Regions from separate parts of the Mus musculus genome. Here all the other regions are linked to region 1. Evidence: chromatin loops called from intact Hi-C (ENCODE). Cell type or tissue: left cerebral cortex. All regions are shown on one strand.

Region 1 (5,000 bases):
GACAGAAGACAAACACACATACACAGAGCCGAATGGACGGATGGACAGACAGAAAGAGAGAGACAGAGACAGAGAAACATCGATATGTAGGAAATATTTAGGTCATTTTGTTTCACTGGAGAAGCTGAGGCCTTAGTCAAGCTAACTCCAAATCACTGGGCCCTGTGGGTTAAGGTTACCACCCCTCCACTCCCACTCCAACCCCACTCCGCTTACACAAAGACCTAGAGTCACCCTTCCCTGAAGTATGGTTTTACTCATGGGGGGAGAGGTCGCAGTACTTGCCTTCCCACTTCTCTCCATTGCTGAGCCCTGGGATGTCCCCTGGGAGGAGCAACCACTCCTGGGTGGCCATTCTGTAAGAATGTAGTGGGGGGAAAAAAGTGCCAAAGCCCAGGGGATGCTGTGTGCTGGCCCAGCAACCCATGCTCAAGGCTCATTTCCATAACAGCTTTGCTGAGTGGTAAAGCACATGCCCTGTGTGTCACCCTGACCTGGTGACAACTCAATGTCTTTTAATAAATTCACAGTAAGCTGTAGCCATCCCTGCTGCTGTTAGAGAGTACCTATTCTGATGGCTCTTTGGGAGTTTGCGTGAAACTTTCATTTCATTTTTACTTTTTTTTAACTTCATTTCGGTTATATATATATATGTGTGTATGTGCATATATATATATATATATACATATATATATATATATATATATATATAATGCTATTGTGGATAATGCTCTTTAGGATCACCGGTGTATAAATGTCTGAGTTCCTGTTTTCAATATGCTTGGTTGGTCATAGGCCTAGACATGGAAATGCTGAACATGTGAATATGTTGTGGCGTTTAGAAAGTACTGACAAGACAAGCAAACCAGCAGTGACTGAGTGAATAGGAGATGAACAGGATTTTGACCACACAGGGCCTTGACTATTACATGCAACTGGGATATGGATGGCCACTAGAGCAAGGGGGTGCCTCTTATCTCACTGCATATTGTAATAAGGACAGTCACAACTGCATGAAGGCTGAAGCACAGGAGACAGAAGTAGTGAAGGTTTGAGATCTCCCCATCAGCACCCACCATGGCCCCACTGACAAGTGCTGAGGGAGAGAGATGGCTTAGGAATTAAGAACCCTGGCTGATTTCCTGAGGATCCAAGTTAAGTTGCCGGCACCCACATGGAGACTCACAACAGTCTCTAACTCTAGTTCCAGGAGATCTGATGCTCTCTTTTGGCCTCTGCAAGAACTGCATGCATGCATATGGCACACAGGCAAAAATACATATTGTCTTAGGATTATTATTGCTGCGATGACACACCATGACCTGAAGCACCTTGGAAGGGGGAGGGCTTATTTGGCTTACACTTCCACATCACATTCCATCACTGAAGGGAGTCAGCACAGGAACACAGACAAGGGTGGAACCTGTAGGCCTTAGCTGATGCTCCAGGGGGCCCTGGAGGAGTGGGGCTTCCTGCCTTGCTTTGCATGGCGAACTCAGGCTGCTTTCTTATAGCACCTGTCTAGGGATGGTCCCACCCACAACGGGATGCCACCCCAACCCCATCAACCACTAAGAAAATGCCCTGCAGTCTGAGCATTTTCTCAGTTGATGGTCTTTCTTCTCCAGTGACTCTAGCTTGTGTCAAGCTGACATGAAATTAGCCAGTACAAAGGACCCCATTTCAAGATGGCACACAAACACATTACTATTAAGCCACAACCCCAAGATCTCACAATAAAGACATAAGTAATTTTAAAAATCTCACAGTCTTCACGAATTCAAACAAATTGTAAAATTCAGTCTCTTTAAAAATCCAAAATCCTTAAAAGTTCAAAATCTCTCAACTGTGGGCTCCTGTAAAAAATAAAAAGTAAAATTAAATTAAATATTTTCTTACTTCAAGAGAGAAGAACCAGGGCACAATAACAATCTGAACAAAGCAAAACTCAACTCTAATGTAAATAATGTGTAAATAATTGTTGTCCAATGTCTGGGATTTGCTCTCCAAAGGGCTAGGGTCACCTCTCTGGCTCTGCTCTCTGCAGCACACATAGTGTGTCTTCTAGGCTCCAGATGGCTTCAGGCCACTGTTCTGAACACTGCTGCTGTTCTTGGTGGACATCCCATGTTACTCACATCTTCAAAATACTGGAGTCTTCTGCTACAGCTGGGCTGCTCTTTCATCAATATCTTCTTCTGAGCTCTCTTCAGGTTCTCTGGCCCTGTCACACATTGCCAAGCCTCAACTCTTCTCCATGACCCCTTCATGCCTTCAAAATCCATACTACCTGGGTGATTCTTACACTACCAAGTTCAACCACCAGCAGGAAGTATAACCTTGGTCACTTCTGGAACACAGCTTCTTTGGGCTGACTCCTAGGAAACACTTCCTAGAAAGTTTCACCTAATGACTCTGGTCTCTTCCTAATCACAGCTGACTCTTTAGCTCCAGCTACTAGCATCCATTATCCCAGCAAGACAAAGGTTTCACTTTAGTCGTTCTTGTCTCTTGCTAAGCACAGCTTATTCTTCAGCTCCAGCTAACCAGAGTCACAGATTCTTCGTATAAATAGCCTGGTGGAGTTTTTGCTTCCCTCTGAAACTTCACAATGCAGGCCCTCATCATCTGCGCTGCTCTCAAAATTATCTTCCAAGCTCCTACAGAACATCCCACAGAGCTCTCAACATTTAATAGTTTTTCTAGCTCAAAGTTCCAAAGTTCTTCCACAATCCTCCCCAGAACAATATGATCAGGTCTGTTGCTATAATACACCACTATTATCCTGGTACCAATTTCTGCCCTAGTTAGGGTCACTGTTGCTGTGATCAATCACCATGACCAAAAGTAATCTGTGGAGGAAAAGGTTTATTTGGCTTACACTTTCATATCGCTGTTCATCACCAAAGAAAGTCAGGACAGGAACTCATACAAGACAGGAACCTGATGCAGAGACCATGGAGGGGTGCTGCTTACTGACTTACTCCTCTGCTTCTCTATAGAACCTAGGACCCCCTCCCAGGGATGGCCCACCCACAGTGGGCTAGAGTTTCCCCCATCAATCACTAATTAAGAAAATGTCCTACAGCCTAATATTATGGAGCTATTTTCTCAACGGATGCTCTCTTTTCTCCAGTGATTCTAGTTTATGTCAAGTTGACGTAAAACTAACCAGTGGATATAACATTTTAAGATAAGTAAATAAAAAACAGACTACAGAAGATAACTTGGGAGTCTTGAGCCCTAAGTAGGACATTTATCACACACACACACACACACACACACACACACACACACACACACACACACACACAAATGCACACCGCTTGGGAAACATAGAAGAGGGGACACAAAGATCCTAAGAGATAGATATCTTCTGAGTATGGCATGGCCATTGCATTGATGAGCTTGCTCATATGAAACAAGATCAAGTCCTTCTAGCAGGGATGGAAAAAAAGACATGCTAATCCCCACCCCTACCTGCAGAGCTTTGGCAGTTAGAAGCTAGTGGTATCAAGAGACTTACATTTCTTCAGGAAGTGGCCTGTGTGCCCGAGGATGGTCTGACACCTGTGCACCCACAGACAGCGCTGACTGGACTCGGTGACTTATGAAAAAATGGACATGAAAATGGGACAAGGGTGTAGTGAGGGGGAGTGTGGACTTGATGTGATCAAAATACATTGTATCCATGTGTGAAATTATCAGAGAATTAATAAAAAGAATGAACTCAGAAGGGTGAAAGGTCATTACTGAAAGTTTCGAGTGCTCAGCGACAGCCATTGTTCTTAACAAGCTTTATTCTCCGGTCTCCTTTGTAACTCACGGAGGTTACAAAAGCCATGATAAACTCGTGATTTCCAACTCTGCAGCCCGCTGGGCAGCAGCCAGCACAGATCAAGGCAAGAATCATTATTTATTCATTTTAAAGTGATGTATTGAGAGTCTATGTCATGCCAGGAGTTAGTTACCTCTGGTTGCCCTGGCAGTAACTTCAGTTGAACCCAAGCAGGACCTGCAAGCACCAAGCCAAGAAGCTAAGTAGCATCCAGGGCAGGACGCTGCCAGGCAGCAGTGGTTAGCAAAAGAACACAAACTTTGCAGCTAGAGAAATCGGTGCTCAGAGCATAGCTTGTCAATCACAACTATGTGTAGCTACCTTATCCTATAATTTTACTGTTATCAGGGTCCTGACAGCAATTCCTTCTACACCTTATTCATTGTCTTCAAACCCCTTGCCTTCCAATCACTGCTCTTAAGTCCCACTGTGAACGAGACTCAGTTTCCAACAGGGACTCCAGTTCTAAGGAGGTTGTAAGCACACAATCCAGTCTCACCAATCATTACTAAATCCCCTATCTAAGTGTCACCATGGGACCTAAACTCTAACTGTCACAATTGTTGTACTCTATTGTGGTTCTTGTTCAAAACCACCTCTATTTCTGCTGGACCCAGGGGCCACAAGCCTGGGACTGACCAGCATAAAAATGTCAATAAAGCCACCCAGAGGATAGCAGAGGCTAGGAACTCAGAGAAACTACATCCCATTGCCATCTCACACATTCCTTGGATAGATTCCTTCTAAGGCCACTCTCGTTGGTGTTCCCTCAGATGTGAGCTCACCCCTTCTCTTTTGTGGTTAAGCCAGCTTAACTGCTGCTCATCGCTCCTCCGAACCCCTGGGGTGGGCTCCTCTGAGACAGCAGCTGCCCTGAGTCTCTGCTCCTCCTGCCATCCTCACACTTGTCATTCTCTCGTGTACCCTCTCGCTCCTGTACACCTCCCACACTGGGAGGAAGGCACTGCTCATTTCTGTGGCAGAGGTCAGCGTCAGCATCTTCCTCCATCTCTCGTTCTTCATCTGATTTTTTGAGATGGAGTCTCCCACAGAACCTGGGGCTCTCGGATTCTGCTGCCTTGTCTGGGAGAGAATGACAGGGATCCTCCTGTTTCTGCCTCCCCCAGTGTTGGCCTTACAGGACTGTAATGCCTGCTTCCAA
Region 2 (5,000 bases), 500 kb before region 1:
TAAGGCTGCAATGGTGAAGAGACCCAATTACCTGCTCCCAGGAGCTAACAAGTCAAGAGGAACAGACATTTACAAGGCCCATTTAGAAGTTCATAGTCACCAACTGCCTTGTAAGGGCCAAGCCAAAAGTCATATTCTCTCTCCCCTTCATAAAGAAGCTCAGTGGGAAACATGTGAAAACTGATGGTGTGACCCCAGATTAACATGATGGATGCTTAGATTAGCTCAGTGGCAGCACACTTACCTGGTATGCCTGAGTACCAGGCGTGACCCCCAACACTGCAAAATCATCATCATCATCATCACCACCACCATCATCATCATCACCATCACCATCATCGTCATCATCATCATCATCATCTAAAAACTATAAAAGTTAAAAAACAAACAAACAAACAAACCTATAAAAGTAGCTAAGTAACCTGGTCATGGAAGTTTTCATCCTTCCCTCCTACAGCCAAAAGAACTATGAAAAGCTCCTACCGCATGCATAGCAGTTCAGAGTCTATTGATTGATAGGTCTTCAGCACCTATTTGGAGTCTGTCAGCAGTCTCCCAAAGTTCACAAAGGAGGACTTGTTATCTCTTCTCATCTCTTTTTTTCCGAGCCACGATTCCTCTCTGTAGCTCAAGCTGATCTGTAACTCATGATACTCTGGCTTGGCCCCCTCAGGAGGGGATTGCAGGTATATGTCCACGCTTGGTGGTGTCAGCCCCTTCTTACAAAGCAAGAACATGAGGCTTAGGTGGGGAAAAGGCAGGTTAGAGAGGAGCCAGGCTGGTGCTCTAAGGTCAGGCTTTTTGCATATACTATATTTCACAATGATTTTTTTTATTGTTGTTGTTTTAGTTTTTGAGACAGTCTCATCAGATAGTTCTGGCTGTCCTAGAACTTGCTCTGTAGACCAGGCTGGCCCCAAACTCATATAAATCAGTCTACTTCTGCCTCCCAAGTGTTGAGATTAAAGGCACATGCTACCACGCCCAGCTCAGAAACTGCTTTCAAAGCATGTAAAGAAAGTTGTTGCTTGACAGGTAGATAATAAATACTAGGAGAGAAGTTTATTATTTGCAACATATCATCAAACAGTTAAAAAGAATGTATACAAACACACACACACACACACACGGGTGGTGGCAAACACAGAAAGCTAAGATATCAATTGATGCCACTAGATAAAGAATACACTGGGTTCATTGTATGATTCTTACATAGTGTGAAAATTTTCAGACTGAAATGTGGAAGAAGTCCCCATTTGAATCACAAACCATGAGGCCACCCTTCCCAGGCTCCCTGCTCTTTCTGGGGCTTCTGTGCTTGCACATACACTCCTCTCATTGCCTGGCACACCCCCAATGTCTTATCTAACCATGGGTACTGCTACAGTCATATCTCTTCTGCAATCCCTGTGGACCCAAGGCATGCCCTCATAAGCATAGTGCAGGCTGTCAATACAGACTCTCACTGAGTTACTCACCCCAGATGCACACTCTGAGAGCAGAGACCAGGTTTTCTCAACATTCCAGCAAATGAAGCCAGCAAACAATGAACAATGTCTCTGACAATGACTTCCAAAACCTTTTCCCTAGGTAACAGTGGACATTGTGTTTCTTTAAACCAACATCAAGCTTGGAGGGAGAAACTGAGCTAGGTGAAAGAGTTACATTGTCATAGGTTCAAATCCCATTCTGGTTAATGGATTTCTTTAGCTGGTGTCTGCACTTGCCCTCTCTATACCTCAGCTTTCCCCTCAACATGAATGGAGATAATACATTCTTGCAGATTAGGAGCTTAGACAGGACACATATAATGTACTTGACTTGGGGAGTGGGGATGTAGTGTGGTTGATAGGGTGCTTGCCCAGCATGCATGGAGGGCTGGGTTCAGTTCCCGTTCCCAGCACACAGATATAGAAACAGAAGGAGGAGTTAAAGGTTGTCCTCAGCTACATGGGAAATTTGATGCAATCTACCACCCTATCTAGGAAAATGAAAGGGATAAATGATGCATTTAACCCGGTACCCAGCATACAATGTGATGGAGCATCCTCATCCAAGGATGATGGGCATTATCCTCTCACCAAGTCACTGGACTCTCCCAGGAAGACTCATGTCGCCAAAAGGAACTAAAGACAGGGTAAGAACCATGCAGCCAGGTGTGTACACGTGTGTTTATGTGAGTGCCAATGTAAGTGTAGATATAGAAATGGGATGTAGATTTAGTTGATACAGGTGATGATATGGACTATGGATGTAGATATAGGTAGATGTATGAGCCATGATATGAGTCACCATATTTCTCTGACATGGCCAGCTGGATTGGTCAAACCACCCAGCCATCTGACAGGGAGCCTGTCTCACTGGCCCCTGACAGGATTATAAATCATTTATTTCATTATGAATTTGAGGAGCCGCTGTGTGTTTGAAGTGGGATTTGAAGCAAAAAGAAATGGGCAGATTAATGGAGCTTGAAGAAAGCTAAGTATCCCTCTTCGTTCCTGCCAGAGCGCGCAGTCAGCTGGCAGCTGAACAGCATTTGAAAAGCACGTCTCTCAATTAAACGCATTTCCTCGCGTGTGCTTCCTGCTGGCTCTCGCCTACATTAATTGCATCTGAATCCACCCACCAGTGTTCAGTGCTGCAAAGGGGTCTATGCTTATACAAGTCTCTCTCAGTGCAGAGATAAAGGCTTCAATGTCACCTGAACACATACCACCCAACACACTTCTGTCGCTTCTACTTGGAGTATCGCCATGCCATCCTCTACTGGTGAAATTTCTGCTCTGACCAATCTGTGAAGCTGGCATGCCTTGTTATGAGAATGCTCTGTTGCTCTCTCTCCTATCGTGAAGTCTCCGAGCACAGAATGCATCACTCCTGAAGACTGCAAATAGCCGCTGGTCAATAAACTTCTGTTGACCAACTAAGTGGGTAAATAATGTTTTATACTTAAAGAAGAATCTCAGAAGGGGGGCAAGAAACAACAATAAATGTGTTTTTCAAAGCTTTCCAAGCTCAAGAAAGAGAGGAAGTCATACCTAAAAAATAAAGAAATAAATGTATTTCCCTTTTCTGTATGTTTTGTCTGTGTGCATGTTTATGTACTGTGTTCATGCAATGCCTGCAGAGGCCCAAAGAGGTCACTGTAAGTCCTAGAACTGGAGTTACAAGTCATCAAGTTGGGTACTAGGAACTGAATCCAGGTCCTCTGCAAGAGTAACTGATGCTTGTACTCAGGGGCCATCTCTCCAGCCTAAGAAACATGTGTTCCTGGTCTTGTTTCCAAACTGCTTCCTCTTGACTTCCAAAGCCCATCCTTCCACCACTGAGCCACCCTGACATGGGTATCTTCCATTCTTCACACTTAATGGAATCTCAACTAAATTAGACTTCCGTGTCCTTAGGAGACATTTAGGACTTTTAGCCTTCTACCCCCAGCAAGACCTCACCTCTCATTCCTTCCAGCCTCCAACATATCAGGACAAAGGAGTCCTAGAGAACCCATGGAGAACTCAGACATGTCCCCAGGATAAAGAGGACCAGAAAAGAGTTCCATAAGATATGGCAGTAGATGGGCTCTGAGCATCAGTGTACTGATGCTCATACTAATATGCACATTCAACGGCCAGCCCAACACCAGGAGATGCAGTGTAGCCTGAGAACCTGCATTCTCACATGATGGGAAGTGGCCTAACTCATACCTGTTTCATGGCATGGTTATTATGAGTCCCTAATCATTCTCCCTCACAGTATCCTGGCTTGGATGTAATTACCTGATCAGTCTAATTGCAGGGACAATTGTCTGATTTGGTAAAGACAATTTTCTGGATAGCCAGTTTGCTCCAGAGACCAGAAGCTCTCTTCCTCGAAAATGATGGGATTACAGGTGGGCTGTCATGCCCGCTCAGCATTTATCTGAGTACTAGAGATCCAACTTCACATTTGTGTTTCAAAAGCTTTGTACAGTAAGCCATCTATCCAGCCTCAAGACAGGATTTTGCATCAATAAGAGCTGTTAGTTTGTTCAAGAAGCAAGACCACATTCATCTGTAGGGCCCAGCACTGAGCAAGACGTAAGGCCTAAACATGGAGAATATTCACATGTAGCAGCTGAATAAATGGCTCTCAACTCTCATACCTTCCGAGCTAGACTGGGTCAGGACAGAGGAGGCCCAGCGAGCCCATGGAGAATTCAGATATTCTCCCAGGACAGGCTCCAAGGGAAGGGAAGGGAAGGGAAGGGAAGGGAAGGGAAGGGAAGGGAAGGGAAGGGAAGGGAAGGGAAGGGAAGGGAAGGGAAGGGAAGGGAAGGGAAGGAAACATGGGCCTGTGATCCCAGTACTTCCTGGTAGAGGATCCCAGCACTTCCTGGTAGAGGATCCCAGCACTTCCTGGTAGAGGATCCCAGCACTTCCTGGTAGAGGATCCCAGCACTTCCTGGTAGAGGATCCCAGCACTTCCTGGTAGAGGATCCCAGCACTTCCTGGTAGAGGATCGGAAGAGGAAAAGCAGCCTCAGCTCCATGGTGAGTTTTAAGTCAGTGTCAGCATGGAAGAAAGAGAGGAAGAAGGAGAGTCAGGGAGAGAAAGACAGATTTAAAAAAAGAAAAGAAAAGAAATCAGACTTACTGGTATATGCCTGTGAATTCAGAGCCCAGAAGGCTGAAACAGGACCACCATTGGCTTGAGGCCAGCCTGGGCAACATAGCAACTTCCAGGTCACCTTTGACTACATAATGAGACCTCATAGCAAAGCAATACAGAAACAAAAAAACCACACAGAGAACAAAGAACAAGATTAAAGAGCAAACTACAGAGCAGTAGACAGCTCGAGTCAGCCAGCGAGATGAACAAATTAACCTGTAGCCTGTGTAAAGTTATAAAGAAATGGTCTCCGACTCGTTCTTCAGTTTCTCAATCAGCAAAGTATGTGGAAGAATGCATGGGTCAAAACAGAGTCGAGGCAACTTTGGAAAATGAATACACACAGAAGGCTGGCTA
Region 3 (5,000 bases), 66 kb before region 1:
GGGCGGCAATGCTACTACAAATAGAAACTGAAGACTGAGGCTGTCAGCTTCACAGCTTGTCTGACCTCGCACAATGGTTATTTTGTAAAACTTATACAATAAAGAGAAAGAAAAGGCTTGGGAGAAGGCTCAGCCACTTAAGTACTTATCTTTCCAGCAAGAAATTCTCCAGAATCCATATTATAAAAAAAGAAGGGAGGGAAGGAGGGAGGGAGGGAGGGAGGAAGGAAGGAAAAGGAAGGGAGGGAGGGGAGGGAGGGAGGGAGGGAGGGAGGGAGGGAGGAGAGAGGGGCCTGTTCCAATCTCTGGTTGCAACCCACTTTTCTCCATCCTTCCATGACCCTCTTGTCCCCTGATCTCACGCAACCATAGTCCAGGAAGTGTCATTCTCACCCTATTTGGAATCAGTGAGTAAGGAAACAGATGCTTGGCAAGTACCTGGGAAGAAAGCAAGGAGAGCACTGTGTCCTGGGAGCAACCACCTAATAAGTTGCTTTAAAATTTTCTTTTTTTCTTCCTGGGCTCCCTGGGCTTGGGTATCAGGAAGATTTAGTAGAAGAAATAAGTGTACACTAGAGCTAACTATTTGACAAGATGGGCCACATCTCATTATAGACATGCTGGAGAAAGGCACACAGCTGCATCAATTTTTTTTTTGATGAATCAAAGGAAGCCAGACAGGGCCTTTCCTGGGCTCGGCATCTACAAGAATTTTGATACTTGGACAAAGAACTGTTAGATGGTCCAATATGAGTGTGATGCACATTGAACCCAACATTTTGTGACCACGAAGTCAGAGTCCACAGCCCTTTGAAAAGGATGGGAGGAAGCCTCGCCTGAGAAAATTCCACAGCAGCTGTGTACGAGAGCATCTGCCCACCCATCCAGTCTGAGAGACAGGGGGAAGCAGTGCAGGGAGGAATAGAAACTTTTCATCTGTTTGAGTCCCATGTAGGTCAGTAGGAACAACATGACTGCCAGCTAAATGCCGTGTTGGTTAAGTTTTTAGACACGGGATAAAGGATGACCGGGTCCTTACCCATGCTGCCTTGTCAGGTCATCTTTGTGATCATCGTCCCCAAGGATAAATGAACAGCAAACTGGAGCTCATTCTGAAGCCATGTTCCAACTCACACACAAGCACAGACCGTTCCCATCAGAGCGGGGGTGGGGGGTGGGGGGCATGCTTGTGTATGTGCTGGGTTGCATAGTGACAAACACTAGATGGGGTCAGTCTTGTGTAAAGGGGGATGCAAGCAGTATGAGCCATCCTCTGTGGAATGTAATGTCATCACAGATGACAAGTTCCCATCGTGGGAGGCCTTCAAGTATAAGCAGAACTTACCAGAGCAGGGTGGTTCCTTTAGCATGCAAGGAAGGCTTAATAGATCATTTCACAATAGCTTATATAGACTTCGAACCTGACACATAGTAGGTATGCAGAAATAGTTTTAAATATACTTACAAATGATTGAGCTACTTGGTGAGTTGGCGACTGAGTTGACCAGGAAGCCAAACCTCCTCTGGTGCCTGGAGGGCTTTCGTTTGCCTCTTCACCTCTGTGGCTACCATGAAGATCAAATTAAAGGAAACTTTATGTTGTGAAGTTTTGATGAATGGATACAGCTGTACTTTGAAAGAAAAACAGACAGCGCCGCAAAGAACCCAGATTGTCTCATTCCCAGCCCTACATGCAAGTCTTAGGATGGCTATCATTCTGTTCATAACAGTTCTGACAAGAAAGGGACCCCCAAAGAATTTGGCTCTAACCCTTTCAAGGAAAAGACATGGAAGTCTTCAAAGGCAGATAAAGTAATTTATATTTATACGGAGTCAGAAAATTCTCTCTCTCTCTTTTTTTCTCTCCCTAGTTCCCACAATTTAGATTGTTAAAAGAACCATATTACAAAACAAAACACTCTAAATAAAGAGAGGAAATCAATCTTAGTTCAGACCTTGTTTAAAGAAATCATTTCAAATCCCACACAAGAAAAACATACACAGACCCTGATAAATGCCTGGGAAGCCAGTGTGCCTGGGAAGAGCGTGGAGCCAGAGGGACAGGGCAGAAACACAAGAGTGCTGAGCAGAAACTTGCAACCGCCTTCTGATGCCTTTGGTAGTAGCAGGGCAACCTGGCAGGAGAGCTCAGGTTTTGTCCAGACTAGACAGGCATCCAGGCTCAGTGAGGTTGACAGAGGAGACAAAGCTCTGAAGCTTCCTGGAGTTGGTAACAGGACCCAGAATCAGGAGGTCAAAGGATATGGATTAGAAGCCTTTAGGGAGCCTTGGAAATTTTCTGGAAAAAGAAAAAAGTTAGTGGTGGGAACAATTATAGAGAGACCTGAGGTCATGTTCTTGTTCCCACCTGCGTGAGACCTTGGTCTGTCTGTCTACCTGTCACACAGTTGAGGATCTCAGCCTCTGTGGGGAGAAACATATCCAAGCTTCTGTGTGAGTGAGCGCTCCTGCCAAGAGCCACTGAGACTCTGGATAAGTTAAACCAAAGGGATTTGGGTAGAGGATGCCAGGAGTTTGCATAAGGACAGCAGCTGAGGAAGAAGTAGAGGATTTCTCAGGATCAGGCACAAGCAGGACACGCAGCAGCCTGGTCCTGCCTGGCCTGTCCAACATTGCCAAGCAGGAACTGCAGCCCACCCTTGTGCTTCCCGCTGTGTTGTGACAACAGGGAAGGCCAGCTGATGTTCGTCTATTGGTCTTGGTGTGGATTTCCAACAAGAGCACACACTCGGCAAATCATTTTTCTCTCACAAAAGATAGGAGAGAAAGGAAGGGCTGTTAAATATGGACAGTGATAAAATAACCATCAGATGCTGTCCCGTTAAAGAAGCCAGAGATAATCCATTCGGTCCCTCAGTTCGATATTTTGTTAATCAAATGAACCAACAAGAAAGATAGATGTCCAATAGAAACAACAATTTAGGCTGGATATGGTGGCACCTGCCTTAATCCTCCATTTTGCAGGCAGAGGTGGATGGATTTCTGTAAATTTAAGGGCAACCTGGTCTACAAGATGAGTTACAGGATATCTAGAGCTGTACATAGTGAGACCCCCATCTCTATATAAATAAATAGTAAACTTCTCTCTTTTAGGCTATTGTATTATGGAGTAATTTGTGAAAGCGTGTAATTATATTATTTATTTATTTTTAGTTAGTTAATTGGGGTTTTTTGTCTTTTTTTTTTCTTTTCCTTTTTTATTTTTGGCATAATTTTGCTGCATAGCTCGAGCTGGCCTTGAAGCCATTTTCTCCTGCCTTTGCCTTCTGAGTATGTGAGTATTGTGAGTATGTACACCACCAAGCATAACTGAAAGGCTAATAATTGATTTTCTATTAGACATCTTGGTGTGGTATGTGTGTACTGTGCACAGAAGAGGGACTCAATCAAGTGGGGTGTGTGTGTGTGTGTGTGTGTGTGTGTGTGTATGCAGGGCATGCATGCCATGGTACATGTATGGGAGTCAAAGAACAACCTGGGGTGTCTGTACTCACTTTTCATCTTGTTTGGCGCAGGGACACTATTTTTTGTTCACTACTACATATGGCAGGCTAGCTGGTGTGAGCTTTCAGGGGGCTCTCTTGTCTCTGCCTCCAGCCTCCCAACAGGAACATGGAGGTTACACACACATGCTACTACATGCAGCTTCATGTGGGTTTGGGAGATTAGAATGCAGAGACTCACACTTATACATCAAGTACTTTGCCACTGAGCCATGCCCCCAGCCCCTCCACTGGCAGTTCTTAAACAGAAAACCAAAGAATGTCGCCTTTTACATCTGTGCATCTGGCAAGAATTTGAAAGCTCTGATAACATCAAGTGTTGGTGAAGATGTGGAGCGAGGAGAACTCAATTAGATTGCTGCAAATGCACACAACCACTTTGGAGGACAAGTTGCCAATATCTAACAATGTTGAAAATGGATCTACTCTATGAACCAGATGTCGCATTCCCGAAATACATGTATATATTTAGAGGTCTAGTGAATACACCGAAGCCCACGCACAGGCATGGGTGACTCACAGACAGCTTAGAGCCTCTGTGTATCCTTGCAGGATCTTTCTGCAAAGGCATCCAGTTGCACAAATAGTCACAGATAAGCAGGGATGTTTATTTTCTAGGGTTTTTTTTTTTTTTGAGTGGGGTGGACAAAATGGAATGCATCTGTCCTTTAGATTTTCCATGACTTTAGAAAAATGTTCTAACTCTCACTAACAGACTGGGACATTATTGTAGTTACAGTGTGCACGTGGTCAAGAGTATCGCACAGGTTTGCATTCACATGTGTGTGGTGGCCAGAAGGAAATCTTGGATGTCATGCCTCAAGAGCTATTCACTTTTAGAAGCATTTTTGTAGATTATTTTATGTGAGGGTTTTGCCTGAATGTACATCTGTTGTACCACATGTGTGTGATGACCATGGAAGTAAGAAAGGGGCATAGGATCTCTTGGAAGAAGAGTTACAAATAGTTGTGAACTTCCACGTGGATACTGGGACCCAAACCCAGGTCCCCTGTGCAGCAACCAGTATTTTTAACTGCTGAGCCATCTCTCCAACGATCCCATTTGTGATTGAGACAGTCTCACTACGCAGCCTTTGCTTGCCTGGAGCTTGCTACATAGATGAGGCTGGCCTCAAAGTCACAGAGATCTGCCTGCACTTGCTTCTGCCTTTGTCCCTGAAGTGCTGGGATTACAGACACACAAATGGCTTAGTCCTGTTTTAGGGGGGCACACAGAACCTTTTTCTGGGACCTGGAGTATACCAATAAGGTTAGGCTGGGTGACCACTACACTACAAGGATCCTCCCACTTCTCCCTCCCTTGCCCTGAAATTGCAAGCATGCACTCCTGCCTTTTTACACACATTCTGGAGATTGAACTCAGGTCCCCAAGCATGTGTGGCAAGCAATTTACAAAATAATAATGATAATAATAATAATAATAATAATAATTAATAATAATAATAATAAATCTCC
Region 4 (5,000 bases), 150 kb before region 1:
AAACACATACAACTACAAAACACAACTACAAAACCAAACACACACACACACAAACAGAGCAATGTTCCATCGGTTTCAAATTTCCACATGTTCATCATGGTCCCTGAACCAGTAGGTAGTTCTTTCTTGCTATTTAACTAAATATGCATTAGAGAGACAGTGTGTGGATATGTGTGTGGGGGGGGGCAGAGAGAGCGTTTGTGTGAGTTTGTGTGTGTGTGTGTGTGGGATTATGTATGTGCATGTGTGTAAGTGTATGTAAGAGTGTGTGAGAGTGTGTGCATGTGAGAGAGTGAGTGTAAGCTTGTGAGTAGGCATCCATGTGTGAGTGTGTATGAGTATGTGAAAGTCTGTGAGAGTGTGCATGTGTGAGTGTCTGTGCATGTGTGTGTGTGTGTATTCATAGGTGTGAAAGAGAGTGTGTGTGAAAGTCTGTGAGTGTGTCTGTGCATGTGTAAGTGTGTGTGCATATGTGTGTAAGTCTACAAGTGTGTATCCGTGTGTGTATGAGTGTGTGTATGTGTGAGTGTGTGCATATGTGTGATTGTGTGTGTGTGTGTTTGTGTGAGTGCAGGCCTGCAAGGGCCAGAAGTGGCTATTGGAACCCCAAACCTGGGTGCTCAGAACTAAACTCAGGTCCTCTGTATGAGCAGTTAAGCGCAGTTAAGTGCTAGGCTACCTCTTCAGCCCCAGTCCAACTCAGTATTCAAAACAAAAGAAAACAAAACAACAACAACCAAGCAAACAAATAACCCCCACTCCTCCCTCAAAAGACCTTGAGATTGTCAAACAACGAAAAAGGAAGGAAAGAAAAGAATTAGGTCAGGTTACTATGGAGACAGCTGCATAACGTTGTATACTGTGGCACCAGTCACAATCGCCACACTGTAGAATCCACCGAGGTGCCCATCAGATGATGAATGGGTAAAGAAAATGCAGAATAGCCATTATGGAGTTTTACTTATAAAGAACTGAGTTACTCATTACAAGGAAAATGGGTAGACTCAGAGAGCGTCGTGTTGGGGCTAATAATGGGATTCAGAAAGACAAATAGCAACAAGCTCCCAGTTGTATCTTCCTGGAAGTGTTCTTGGGTGTGCACCCCTCCTCCTGGAAATCATCTTCAAAGAGGAGAACATCACTCAGCATGTTTAACTTCTCCTTCTGGTTACAATTTTAAGTAGCCAGTGTCTGTCAACATTTATTCATTCAACCAACACAGAGCCCCAGCTGGGAGGCAGATACGATCATCAGCTTCAAGAATATGCAGACTAATCATGTAGAGCCCTCTCTCTCTCTCTCTCTGCGAGTTCCCAGTCTAGTGGAAGAGACAGACAGACACACACTCACAAGGTAGAATCCGAAGTTTAAAGAGGAAGTCACTTAGGTTAGCACTGGCGGCTGTATTGCTTTCTTTCACACAGTGGAGGTGGGAAGAGCATGTATGGAAAGGCCCAGCGGGCATGTGCTGGGAGTGGGGACAGTTTCTGTCAGAGGTTCAGGGAGTGCTTCCCCCAGCAGGAGCAGAAATGGGCAGTATTCAAGGCAGACCAGCGGAACCAGCACACGAGCTGGTTTAAATTAAAGCACATGTGCTCAGGCAATCCCCTCCAGGCTAAGCAATGGGGGTCTTTTCTAGGTCGGCAATACATAATATTCAAAGAAAACCCAGAGGAAAAAAATCTCCTCTCATCTGGTTTCTGACCCCCCCCCCCCCTTACAGCCAGGTACTTTAAGAGTAAGGAAACCATGTTTGGGAAGTACTTGTATCTCCGTTTTCCATCCTTCACTGGGGTCAGATTGTGGCTGAGAGCCACAAGCCTTAAGGGCATATGCTCAGGTTAGACCTATAGTGTCTCACTGGAGAAGCCAAGTAGCAGGAACGACAAGTGTGTGTCTGCACTGGGTGACAGGCTCAGCTCAATGGGAGCAGGTGGTTGGAAAGTGAGGGAACAGCTGCATTGCGTGACAGAAACTGCTGACCATATGAACCAGATATCCAGAGACAGAAGCCAATGAGGCTTGGTGGTCACCTGCTCCTGCCTGCCTTAGACTGGATTTCTATGTACAGCCTATTCAGAGGCAGCTTCACCCTCATAGCTATTGGTGTCTCTCCAGCAGTGCAGGGACTCTGAGAAGCTCTCCCCCATCCAATTCTCTGAAACCTGGCTCATGAAATCTCCTGACCCCAGGCCCTCCTACTTCTTAGTCTCAGAATCTTCATCCCTCACTTTAGAAGGAACAGAAGGGGTAAATGACTTGCCCAAGTATCTCAGAAAACTCATGGCATATCTCTTCCTCGTGGGGGTCCAGTTCTTCCCCCTTCACTATGTCAAATCTGTTTACAAAGGAGAAAAACCAAGGGAGTATGTTTCTTCCAACTTGGTTTTGAGTTGCGGAGGTTTTCCTGGAGAGACATAAGGCACGTGGGAGGCTAGAGGAGGGTCTGCTTCTCCGGGGGAGACCGGAGGTGTCAGGGAGATGTGACATGAGGAAATACATTTGCACAGAATGAAGATGGAGCTGGAGGAGGAGCAATTTCCAAACCTTCCAGCAATTGGGGGGGTGGGGGAGGCACCTCAGGAAATAAAAAATGACCCTTTTAGGAACATTCTTTCAGAGAGTGCACAAGAAGCCCACACAACCATTACATAAAGCAAATAGTCTGGGTACCTGATACTCTACACAATTGATGGCATATCAACACAACCACTCGGGCGTCTGGGAACAGATCCTGAAAACGAATTTTAACACTTGCCGCGTAACGAACAACGAAAAAACAGTGGGGCAAGACTTCCTCTCCAGAAGGAATTTATTTCGTGGCCTCAGAAAAGGGTCAGTATAGATAACAGCTCCCCCAGAAGAGGAAAGGGCTTGTTCTGTTCATGTCTGCCCTTGTCCACTGTCCAGGACAAGTTGGGGCACATTTGATGTCCAGCTGCCAAGCGTTCCCACCCTGGATGCTTGGACCACTCTTACCAGAGGATGTGCAGACTGCAACCCAGAACCTGTGCAGGGAAGGTGGGGTGGGCTGTAGAAGAGATGCTTACTGGAGAAAGTGGCAGCCTGAGTGAGTCCCAAGCTGTAGTGTCCTCACTGTGTCCCTCTGAGCTGTGGTGTCCTCCTTCACATAAGCTGGAATCAGGCTTAGTAACCAGTCATGGCCATGGAATACGTAGCACATGGTTAGGGCTTAAATAGAAGTAGCATATAATTTTTCTGTGCAGACCCCTTCCTGAAAGAGCTCCAGGCACCAGGAAAGAGACAATTAGAATGCAGTGTGTTAAGTGCTCTGTGGGAGAATCTTGAAATAGAAGCAGAGCTGCAGAGAGAAGCGAGTGATTAGTTATCTCTGGAAGGGAGGGAGTGCTGCTTCATCTTACCGAGGTGTCAGTGCTCAGGTGAGACTAGAAAGGATGGATGTGAGGGAGGAGGAAGGTGCTCTGAGCAGGGCTGGTTTGTAGAGCAGCTCAGTGAGGAAAGCTGTTGTGAAGCCAGCAGACCTGGTGCACAAGGGTGAGCTGGACCCATCTCGTAAACAGAAAGAAGAGCCGAGGCCTGCCTTACCATTGTCCAGAGCGACCACCACATCTGTGTACTGCCTCTCAATAAGTTCTGCTGGAGCTCCAGAGCTGCAAAGCCAACGAGGGCACTCCTGTGGGAGGAGGCATCCTGCCTACCATGGCCATCCAGTCTGAAGGGTCACTCTGGCCTTGCAGCTCCTGGAAACTAGCTCCAGTTGCCCAGGTACACCAAGTGGCAAGGAAAACAGAAACTTTGTAGGCTGCAAGCACTGGGGATGGTGAGTGCTGGTGACAGGAAAGCATTTGAGGCCAGTGAAGCAGGGACTATGGGGACCTGGAAACCCAGACATGGGGTTCTAAAAGGGACCCCTCAAGGGAAACGGGGAAGCATCTTAGTGAGGATCTAGAAGAAGAGGCTTGGAAGAGTGTGTGAAAGAGAAGGAGGACAAGGGGATGAGAAGGAAGGAGGAGGGGATCTTCAAGTCGCAGGCAGTGTTCTTTGAGTTGTATATTTCTGATCCCAGGAGAGCATCACCATAGTTAGCTATATCATGCTCCCTGTGCTCAGATGAGGGCATCTGTGCAGAACACAGCCTGTGTTGCTGGGACAGAGCACCCGACAAAAGCATCTTAGGAAGGGTTTATTTCAGTGCACAGTTCAGGAGTACAGCCCACCACAGTAGGGAATATCATGGTGGCAGAAGCACGAGGTAACCGGTCACCTGCAATCCGATGGACAGAGAGGACTGCTGGCGCTTAGCTTGTTTTGTCCTTTCTGGTCAGTGTAGGACCTCAGTCCATGGGATGGTGCCACCCCCAGTTAAGGGGCTCCCCACCTCAATTAACCCAACCTTGAAAGCCCCTCATAGACTTGCTGGAGCTTGTCTGTCTGGTGACTGTAGATTCTGTGAGGTTGATGCTCAGGGTTAACCGTCACACCTCCCACACTCCACCCTTTTGATGCTGTAACCGTACCGTGGGCTGCTATGAAAGCTTCACCCTGTGGAAGAGGCACCACTTTCCTCAGGTTTCTTGTCATTTACACCCCAGAAATCTGTTGTTAAAAACAAACAAACAAACAAACAAACAAACACCCACAGCTAAATCCTCGCCATCCCAGACTGCCGTATTAGTAACAGATAAAGTTGGACTTGGTACTTAGCTGTACTGAGCATTTACACAGTCTCCTCTGTACACATCTCCTAAAAGCAAACTTGAGCAAGTCCATTTCACTCCTAGAGATGCTGAGGCTCCAAACAGACGGTGGAGCTGTCTTTGGGGGTCAGGGGGGCAGCTGTCAGCAGGGGTAGAGATTGGAACCAGATCGGGACCTCACCCTGCATGTCTCTTTCCATGAGCCTCTGCTTTTCTGGGCAGACTGAGAAACTGTGCCTGTGTTCAGCGTGCCACTCACGCTCTGATTTGTCACGCTGGGTTGAAGTCTTTAGCTTTCTCCTTGGAAAGAGCCTGCTTTCA

Evidence for each region. Hi-C counts contacts between places; a loop is a spot of excess contacts. Peaks named below come from ENCODE experiments on the same cell type or tissue, not always from the same donor. Only the 100,000 strongest peaks of a DNase experiment are listed, where the experiment ranks them.
Region 2: a loop joins it to region 1, with 4 times the contacts of the local background. A loop is called at or near these places in 2 of 42 quality-filtered maps.
Region 3: a loop joins it to region 1, with 2.8 times the contacts of the local background. A loop is called at or near these places in 11 of 42 quality-filtered maps.
Region 4: it touches region 1 in a loop (2.1-fold over the local background); 4 of 42 quality-filtered maps call a loop at or near these places.

Annotation. Positions count from the first base shown.
Region 1 is chr12:13,203,348-13,208,347 of GRCm38, forward strand. No RefSeq gene overlaps it. Among named protein-coding and RNA genes, the nearest start is that of Gm24208, 25 kb to the left of the region's middle. In left cerebral cortex, CTCF peaks have their summits at 2,355 and 2,590; a DNase peak (open chromatin) is centred at 2,599; H3K27ac peaks cover 283 bases.
Region 2 is chr12:12,703,978-12,708,977 of GRCm38, forward strand. It overlaps Gm34696 (a long non-coding RNA gene), which reads right to left and starts at 884. Exons shown (of 6, transcript XR_872489.1): 1 at 484-884; 2 at 245-367. RefSeq lists an enhancer at 3,435-5,000. In left cerebral cortex, no CTCF peak of the experiment used is centred here; DNase peaks (open chromatin) are centred at 2,607 and 2,706.
Region 3 is chr12:13,136,875-13,141,874 of GRCm38, forward strand. No RefSeq gene overlaps it. Among named protein-coding and RNA genes, the nearest start is that of Gm38686, 13 kb to the right of the region's middle. In left cerebral cortex, no CTCF peak of the experiment used is centred here; DNase peaks (open chromatin) are centred at 2,536, 3,990 and 4,366; H3K27ac peaks cover 212 bases.
Region 4 is chr12:13,051,499-13,056,498 of GRCm38, forward strand. No RefSeq gene overlaps it. Among named protein-coding and RNA genes, the nearest start is that of Gm35298, 49 kb to the right of the region's middle. In left cerebral cortex, no CTCF peak of the experiment used is centred here; DNase peaks (open chromatin) are centred at 2,015, 2,441, 3,316 and 4,958; H3K27ac peaks cover 1,026 bases.